Regions from separate parts of the Homo sapiens genome. Here region 1 is linked to region 2. Evidence: chromatin contacts called from ENCODE Hi-C or POLR2A ChIA-PET data. All regions are on one chromosome and are shown on one strand. The core of a region is the stretch at or near the end of the contact, and the rest is flanking DNA. Distances in the headings are between cores, read along the strand shown. Region 1 holds the start of LEMD1-DT (LEMD1 divergent transcript). Region 2 holds the start of LEMD1 (LEM domain containing 1).

Evidence for each region. A loop is a pair of places that touch in the nucleus more often than their neighbours do. ChIA-PET counts read pairs that join two places held with the same protein, here RNA polymerase II (POLR2A). Pooled maps may share reads with other maps.
Region 1: POLR2A ChIA-PET joins it to region 2 with 13 read pairs in H1. The contact joins the promoter of LEMD1-DT here to the promoter of LEMD1 in region 2. A Hi-C loop is called at or near these places in 2 of 168 maps with a recorded cell type or tissue (Ramos and lower leg skin) and 2 of 50 pooled maps. POLR2A ChIA-PET finds 5 or more read pairs at or near these places in 7 of 52 experiments (CD4-positive, alpha-beta memory T cell, H1, HepG2 and 4 more).

What each region holds. Positions count from the first base shown.
Region 1 is chr1:205,453,680-205,458,241 of GRCh38, reverse strand. LEMD1-DT (LEMD1 divergent transcript) reads right to left here and starts at 2,184. Exons shown (of 3, transcript NR_148934.1): 1 at 2,019-2,184; 2 at 1,165-1,350. It overlaps BLACAT1 (BLACAT1 overlapping LEMD1 locus), which reads left to right and starts at 2,197. Exons shown (of 2, transcript NM_001397426.2): 1 at 2,197-2,325.
Region 2 is chr1:205,420,354-205,425,349 of GRCh38, reverse strand. LEMD1 (LEM domain containing 1) reads left to right here and starts at 3,294. Exons shown (of 6, transcript NM_001199050.2): 1 at 3,294-3,360; 2 at 4,776-4,895. The coding sequence starts at 4,814.

The DNA of each region.
Region 1 (4,562 bases), core at 935-3,434, 34 kb before region 2:
CTCATATGGCACTAGTCAGTGTTCATCTTGTCCAGCAGACTGTGCACTCCAGAGGACTGGGCACCACACGCACTGGTTCACCTGTGTATATCCCCAATGCCTAGCACAGAGCCTGGCATGGAAGACATGCTACATTATTATTGAATGAATGGCTGAAGTTACTCAATCCTGCCTTTTGGGTTCAAACTTTGCCTGTACCTTGGTTTAGCACCTCTCACACTGGGATAACACCTCTGACTCCAGTATTTGTTGCTTTTTAAAAACATGATTGTCTCATCTGGATCTTCTTCTTTTGCATTCCTGGCACCCAGCCCGTGTCATGGCACGGGTGGTGGGGGGCGGTGGGGGGAGGATCCTGCATATTTCTTGCTAAATGAATGAATTCTTGGCAGGAAGCTGCTTTGAACCAGAGGGCATTTCCTTCCAGGCAGTTAATGAGCTGTCTGCCAAGGTGGGCCAAAGGAAAGAAATTAGTAACAATATTGGACTGCAGTTGAGGGGGCTGGAGAGAGGAGAAAAGCAAAGATCCTTAGTGCCATCTCTTCTTTGTCATTGTGTGTGGGGCAGGACATGGGCCGTGGTCACTGAAGGGATCCTCTCGAGGGCTCTAAAAGCCCTCTCTGACTGAAGCGGGTTGGGCTCAGGTGACCAACCCCTGCTGCCCCCCCCCCCCCACTTCCGCCTCCTTGGGAAGGGGGCGTGGCGGGAGAGGAGGAAAGATACTGGGATCTTCGGCCTCTAGGCCTTTTCCCCTAGTATCTTCGTCCCCAAGACCCAAGCCAGAATTGGGAGGGGAGGGGGCTGAGGCCAAGCCGGGTGGCGGGGGAGGGGAGGGGCGGGGCGGCGCGGCCAGCCGGCTGGTGTCCCCTGATGTCTGGAGCCGAGGCCCCGGGCTCTCGGCCTCCACGAAGCGAGGCGAGCCGGAGCTGTGCGGTGAATGCAAAGAGCCGGGAGAGCTCCCAGCCCGGCGCCGCCGACGGCGTCCTCAGCCACAGCCCAATGAGAAGAGAGCAGATAATTTATTCTCTAATCCCGGTTCGGGTACCCGGCGCTGGCGAGTGGCGGGGGTAGGAGGGGTGGGTCTCCTCTTCCTCCGTCCCCTCCCCCGCCCCTGCGGGCTCCCGGCCGCACACACACACATTTCCTGACAATTAGCGAACACACCTTGGCCGCGCGGCCTCCGGCGGCGGCGCCGCAGCTTTTGTCTCCCGCCCGCCGGGCTGCGAGGTGCGGGCGCTTAGGCGCGAAGTTGCAGCTCCGACGCGCTGCTCCGGAATGCCGGCTGACCGCGGCCGTCGGGGGGCGCGGAGGGCGGGGTGGGCCGGGCACGCCGGCCCCGGGGCTGGGGGGCTGCAAAAGAGAGAAGAGAGACAAAAGTAAGGCAGCGCTGGCCCCTCTTCCTTTGTTATAACCCTGAGTGTGTGCGGGCGTGAGCGCGCGCGGGAGTGTCTGTGTGCGCGAGGGTGTGCATATGTGTGTGTGCATGTGCGTGCATGTGTGTGCGCGCGTGTGTGCAAATGCCTGCATATGTGTGCGGGTCGGGACTGGCCGGGGGCGGCAGGACCCGAAGGCGCTAGGCGGATTCACCGGATTGGGAGTTGAATCGCGTCCCGGTCTTTCTAGCTGTGCCCGGAAATCGGGCGTGCGGGCAGGTAGCCGTCCCGCTCTCGCCAGTTCCTCCGAGTACTGAGCTCGGAGTTTGTTCACAGGCTGAGCCCGTGCTGGGGGTGTCGCAGCTTGGGCCCGGCCTGCAGGGGTGGGGGAGGAAGAAGCTCCGGCTGAGGGTCTGCCCCGACCGCAGAGGGCGCACGAGGGGGTCTCCCGGCACCGGCGCGGCGCCCACGCCACTACAGGGGCCCCCTGAAACCCGGGTAGAAGCTTGTGATAGGCGTTGCGACCCCGGGAAGGCGCGAGGCTGTGGAGGTGGCTCGTGGGGCCATGGAGGGAGTGGGGGGCGGCGAGACGGAGTCCGTCTAAATGCCAGTTCCCAGAAGTTCAGCGTATCGATTATTTCCTACCTTAATGCATATTTATGCCGCGCCGAAATAGGCTTCATAATTAACTCCCGGAGTCATCCGCAGAGGTTAAAGGGACCCCGAAGATTTGTGCATTGATTGGGTACCTCGGCGGGGTGTGTGTGCGCGCGCGTGTGTGCGTGCGCCCCGTGCTAACCCATTGAAGAATAATTATTTTTCTCCACTGGAAGCTACAGCAGAGAATCGGACAAGGAGGGAAGAAAGAGATTGGTGAGGGGGAGAGAGAGAGAAAGAGAGAGAGAGACACAAAGGAAGTGAGTGCAAGAGGAGCCGGCTTAGCATCTAAACTGTGAGTACTGAGCGAAAACAAACAGGCAGAAAGTGCCGCGAGTTGGCGACCCCTTGGCCGGGTTGGGGGCCCGAGTGCGGCTGAGGGGGACTTTCCTCCCCGCCCCGGGCTTGGCTGGGCGAAGAGGGGTCCCTAAGGCATGGGCGGGATGCGGGTTCAGGCACTCACCTGAAAGCTGACCGGCGGCGGGCTGCGTCAGCCGCCGCCCTAGGTCGACCAAAGAGGAAGCCCCCTCCCCGCCCCCATTGCCTTTGTTCCTTTTAAAGGATTTTGCCGCTGGTGGGATTGGGGGGAGTGTGAGAGGGAGCCTTGGCTCCGGAGGTAGCCGATCCTCCTGTCCCCGCTGAGTGAAACCCGCTTGGAGTGCCTCCTCCGTTTCCTTTATACCCCATGGTATGGAGTGGTATGAGGAAGGGGCTGTAAAGGGGTTAGGGATCAGGGGTTTGTGACACCTGTGCATATGTTTGTCTGGTACCCTTGGAACAGAGGGCCCCAGGAGACCCCAGTTTGGGGCCTGGGAGAAGCCATGTCCGTGGGCCAAACCACCAACTCCAGTATATGTGGAGGCAAACATGGTCCCAGGCTTAGAGGAGACACCAGCTACTCCCCACACACATCAGAGTCCTTCCTAGCCATTGTGTCTGTGGGGTCTAGGTCTGGCCAGACCTCTTGGCCATAAGCCTGCCTCCCACTGCCTCCCCATCCCTGGGGCCCTTGCATGCCTAAGAAAGGCCGGAGCTAGGAGCCCACCTGGAGGAGGAGCTCTGGCCGGGTAGGGGCCCAGGAAGGCAGCTAGACAAGGATAGGTGCTCCCTTTCCTGAGAAAGGGTCCATAACAGGGTGCCCCCGGGGAACAAGAGCTGGCCAGCCCTGCCAGTGCTGAGCTGGTCAGGAGAGGGCGTCTGGGGGCCCAAGGGAGAGCCCTCCCTTCCGACCAACATTCCACAGCCTCCGTTTGGAAGTGCTTGTATACTGCCTTCCTTTCCTCAACCCTCATTAACAAATTCTTCTTTTGGTCTGATTTAATCTTTCCTGACGATTTTTTTTTTTTTACATACCTTAATCTGCCAGTGAACAACTTTTCTCAACTTGAGCCTTAAGAAGGGCTAACTTTGGAGGAAAAGTCAGCTCTTTTGAGGCTGGGATGGGAACCCCTGGTGAAAGAGCTCTGAATTGAGGGGAAAGGGATTGTCCTCTAAGAAACCCCCTTTAGGGGTAATTTTGGTGGCTTATGCCCTCCAGGAGGACACAACGGAGGCCTGGGGCTGCAAACAACTTCTATCTCTCAGTCATTCAATGCCGGCTTTCCATTGCTCCACTGGGGCTGCCACAGAGGCAGGAAAAGAGGATCTCTCTCTCTCTCTCTCACACACACACACACACACACACTCACACCAGATAACACTTCCTCCAAGTAGTATTGGGCACTCTCTGAGACTCAGGGCCCCTCCCATTGCCCATACACCACCACCCCCCACCCCCATCCCACGCACCCCACACACACAAAGAGAACATCCAGGAGTCTCAGAGCTGGGGACTACCATCCTAAAGGCATGAAGAGGAAGGAGAGACCCTCAACTAGGGAGGATCAAATTCAGTGTAACCCTGGAAGAGGTGACATGAAGACTGGGTGGCAGGGGAGACCACAGTCCTGCTGACGTGACTGCTCTGAATTGCAGTCATATGCATATGGGCCTGTCTTCCCACTGGACTGCCTGCTGGGCCTCCCTGAGTGCTGTCTCCTGGTGCCTAGCACGGTGCCCATCCCACTGTCTGTGCTCGGTGCATATTTGATAAATGAGTGGTGTCCCTGAAGCCATTCTCCCCACCCTTCATCTCTGTCTGCCTCCTCCTCCAAGAGGTACTCCACAGGGGCTTGGGAGAGCCCAGTTCCATAGTTCTTTGGGCTGGGGCACCATCACCCCATGGGGGTTGAGGAGGGGCATGGAAGAAAAGGGGTGGGGGCAGGAATAGTGCTTGGGCAGACACTGAGACATTTCGATATTCATAAATTGCTCAGGTTGAAATGCATGTGAGTTTGCCAATGACCCATTCTTATATTTTTCTTTAACAGCTTTATTGGCTGAGAGGCAAAACTGTGGCCTGGGTCCTGGACTTGGGGAGGCTAGATTCTTGTAACACAAGAACCTCCCTGTGTCCTCCCTCCCACAGCCCAACCTTGGAGCTTATTGGAGATCAGATGCAGAGGCTGGGGGTACCCAGGCTGCGGAGACTCC
Region 2 (4,996 bases), core at 2,045-4,544:
GCTCAGAGAATATTAGTTAATTTTAATATTAGCCTAGGAAAGATTAATTAGGAAAGCAAATTTGCTCTAAAAGGTGTAATTAATTCCGAAGCCAAATAGAAGAGGGTTATGGATTATCTGCATTGCTGCTGGCTTCAAGTAGTGTAGATAATCAAGGGTTGACTAGACAAGTGCAGAATAATTTTTAAAGTGTCAGTGCTGTGTAGACCAAACTCCATATGGTTCCTTATGTAAGCAGGCTCATGGCTGAGACAAAAGATTTGTACTGAGATGGTGCCTGTGCAAGTGAAGTGAGGAGGAAACACATAATCAGCCATCCTGTTGTGGCTATTCTGCCTTCTAAATCATTCATGAATCGTGTGTCTTCCTCTCTAGTCCTCCCCCAAATGGAATCATCTCTTTTCTAGAGTGTTGTAATAACCTCCAAGGAGTCTTGTAGCCTCCAGACTGTTCCTTACCAATTCATCCTCCACTCGATATCAAACTAGGTGTAATTATACCATGAGCTATTTATAAACCTCTACGTGTGCCCAGAGGTGAAGGCAGAGCCCTTAGTGTGACACACCAGATCCTTCACAAATTGGAGGGATCCACCTATTCAACCCGACTTACTTCTTGTCTTGCTCACTACACCCTAGAATGTCTGTCCCCAGCCCGTTGTTTATAGGGCAAACTGTTGCTCATCCTCGAAGTCTCAGCTTCAATGTACCTTTGGATGCTTATGGTTCAGATTCTGGGCTCCTGCAGCATTCTTTTCACTCTTTATCTTATTTTTTGTAGCTATTTGTTTCCTTTTCTCTTTAAGGAGACAGTCAGCTCCTTGAAAGAGGGGCTATAGCTTTTGCATCTTTGTAGTCTCCTCTACCTCTCCTTGATTTAGGCCAAGCATAACCCCTATCCCACAGGAGATGATCAACAAATAATTTTTGAAAGAAATTGATCAGCTAATGATTTCAACAATGATGCCAACCAGATCAGCTCACTGAAACCCAAACTTCTCCCTTTTCCCTCCGGTCAGCAGTAAATTCGGCCTGAAATATCTGGGGAAATGCCTCCGCTTTCCACTTCCTTTTGCCTGCATAGTGGAGACTCAGAGGCAGGTGGCTTCAGAAGTTATCTGAGAATGATGAGTGATGCGGGCTTTAGACTGACAACTGCTGATCTTTGCTTTAGTTGATTTCTCCTTTTGCAAATGGTTATTGGCAATTGCAACTGCAAATCTACTATCTTCTCCCCTATGTAAATTGCATTTACATTTAAATTGTGCATTCTTCCAAAGAATGGGGTTAGTAAATAACTCAAAGATTAAATTTGAGGAGAGGAAATTGTGCCCCACGTCAAACCTGAGACTGAAGTGACATCTGGCTTTTACTATTTCCGTTATTTCAGTTTAATACCAGCATGTGGCATTAAGGGAAGAGAAATTGGATCTACATTTTAATGAAAGGAGGAAGCTCTCAGGGTTTAGGTACCTTATCATGTTGAATACCTACTCAATTAAAACTTGCTTCCCTCAAGAAATGGAATAAAATATCTTTGCAGCCATGGGGAGAATGAAAAATAAAAAACAAGCTAATGCTCAGGACTGCACAGATAAAACTGAGGGAGATGGTGTGCTGCAAGCAATGAAACCAAATATTTCAGGATAGCACAGAGTACAGGAATTCATAAATGGAATAATGCTGACAATAGAATCATAACTATGCTGGTGGATTTTCAAGAGAATAATTTCAAGCAGAATAGTTTGCACATAATATAGGGCGCAACCCATAGATGTTGATTGAAATCATCTGATTTAATCCTTCTCTACCTAGCTTGTTTTAAACCCCAGAGATTTAACCAAGAAAATATTTTAGAAATGTCTGTTTCATCCCAATAGTCTAACTGTTTAAATGGAAGCAGTTCCACCTGCTGGCTGCTTTTTTGTTGAAAGCAATTCTGGGAAATGTAAACAAAATGCTTGTGCCTCCTAATAACCCAAGCCTATCATTTATTTGCTTTGATGGAAACAAATGTGTCAATTTTCAAAGTCTTTGTTTGGTGAATGCAATGTTTGGATGTTGGTAAATATTTGCATTACATGTTTGTTTGAAAACTGATGCTCTATTCAGAAACTGTGGAGCCATAGCCCTTGGAGCCACAGCCTGGGAGACTCAATGAGCCTTCATAACCACCCACCCAAAGACGTTCAGCTCTTTCCCAGAATCTGGAAAGGACTGAAACTACAGACTCCCACGGGCAAGTGTAAATGAGATGAAGCCTCCTGAGGAAAATACCGGATGTGGAAACTCTCTGGGGCTAGGGCTCATGAGTAGAATAATAGAAAACATTTATATAATGCTTTCTATGTGCCAAGCACTTTATGTGTATTATAACTCATTGAATAACATAGCCCTTTGATACAGGTACCATTTTTATTATCCCCCATTATGGACAAAGAGGAGGAGACACAGTGAAGTTAGTAACTTACCTGATGTGATGTCACCCAGCTGGTAAATGGCAGAACTGGGATTTGACTCTAAGCAGGCTGTCTCCACTGTCCTCTTCACCCCTTTCAGATCATTCCCTCTATCCTGCAATTTAATGAAGGCATTGCGTTTTCTCACAGTTACATTTTGTCTTGCACACGTCTTTAAAATCTAAGCAGTCTTTCTTGAAAGATGCAGGCTAATAGTCTCACCGATCTTTCCTTAAACAAAATAAGACAACAACAAGAAGTAGGCTTTTGCGATGTAGATGATAATATCTGTCTCAGCTGGCTTATAAGAGTATCCAGAGGATGAAGTGAGATGATACGAACATGCTTTGAAAAGGCCAAATCCATCAAACTTCTGCAATGTATTATTATTTATCTGCCCTCCATCCTGATTTCTTATTTTCTTAATTGAATAATCCTTAACAAATTAATACAGGTTTCTTCCGCTTTCCTATTTTCCCTGGAGTAGATGGTCAAATTGCCCAACTACTAGTATGGGCCTTTTGATGGGTGGTCTAGACAGTTGGGTTTGTCTGATTTCTCCTTTCTCTTCCTTGTTTCTTGACACCATTTGGTTTGGTAGCAGCTCCTTACTTGCTGTGCATAATGATAACTTCTCCGCATCTCTTGACATTGTATCATGGCAGTGTGCCTATGAAGTCAACCAGTACCTCCTTTTGTTTGAACTTTGGTTAAATTAATCATCTGATTTGCACATCAATCTGTTGCTATGGGGGTTACTGATGTCACACTGTCAGTATTATGATTACCATAATATCTAACAGGCAAAAAGGGACTGGTTGCTAGTGGAAACCTCAGAGTGAAACTCACCCAGCTTTAGTAACCAACTCGATTGCATAGACTTTAGATAACCATGTGAAGGGGTAAGTGAATTAATCATCCAGTTGGATTCCATTTGAATATTTTTCTTCCATATGTGTGTTCCCTCTAGGCAATTGTCTAGTGCCACTTGAAATTGTTGAGGGCTCTATTGGAGGTTATTTTTGGGAAGCTGGTGAAACAACAGACAGCTGTTCTCAGGAACAAATGTCATAGGATCTGCCGAAGCAAGCTTCCAGTAAAAAAGAAAGAAAAAAAATCTGAGGTGCTGAGATGCATTGTCCTTTTTCTTCCTAGCATTAGTTTTTTTCCCACTGGCCTCAAAGTGTTAAGTCAGTTTCCCAAACACATAGAAAAGGAGGAAACTAACATTTACTAGGTACCTACTATGTGTACTAGAATGTAACTCTCTTTAAAGCATGGCTTTAAAGTAGAGAACTGTCAAACTAGGTATTCCAGAACAACCCTATTATATATAACAATTCATGACTTTTTCTAGCTTGTATACAGTGTTCTTCCTAATTGGACATTGATTGATCACCAACAAAAGCAAAGTCATTATTTAAAATTGGTCTAGATCCTCCTATGCTGAATAATTATCTGGCTGTTGTTTCCACTGCAGTATTAAAAAGCCTTGAAACATGATAGAAATGTGGTACAATAAACTCCAAAATTTAAAAATCTCCTTTAAAAGGTTTGACAAATGGGTCTGTCTTTTTGCGGATTTTGTTATGTAGGTAGAAGGGTCAACTTTGGGAGATCAAGGGATCAAGTGGATAAAACTGATTGAATTTGAGGTTGTGCAGATTTGGAAAGCCATATCAAGATTTACATAAATCTATATGAATCAATTTGTGTGCCAGAGAATGAATAGCTGACTTTTTTTCAAATGCCAATTCAGCAATTACTAAGTCTGTTGGTGGTTAATTAAAAACTACCATCTTGTTAACGTTCAGAGTTAAATTACAAGTGTGAAAGCTGCTACTGTTTGCAATAACTGAATGCTCTGTACTCTCTGTCCTGTCATCAAAAGGAGGGCAGGGATAAATAACTTTTATTTAACTCACTAAAAAAAAAAAAAAAACCTCTCAGCTCTTTCATATTTAATTAACTTCTTATCTTCTCAGAGCTTGAGTTTTGCTCAGAGTTCCTGAGCAGTAATGGAAATATCTGTTTATTTTGTCCAGAAGATTTTTCTCATATTCATTGAACAGAACAGTTGTAACTAATTGAGCCCTAAAGACACTGGGGAAAATGACACCCATCCAAAGTTTTACATTGGAGGCAACTAATCCCAGCAGGGATTTATGGCAGAACTAGAAAGTGTTGATTTTTGCTTTATTGCCTGTGCACCTAGGAGGTTGGGGAGATAGGATTATAAACACTTATGTGGATTGGTAACATTTTAGTACTTATTGGTAAGGCTGTCTTAATGAATTTAATGTTTTGTTATTTCAAGGATTCTACCATCAGAAAAGAGGCCAAACTTCTATCATCATGGTGGATGTGAAGTGTCTGAGTGACTGTAAATTGCAGAACCAACTTGAGAAGCTTGGATTTTCACCTGGCCCAATACTACGTATGTACAGTATGCAGCAAATATTACAGACTTGTCATTTATGGTTTATAAACAACTTACAATAGAAGGAACATATGCAGTAAAGCCATTAAAATAGAAAT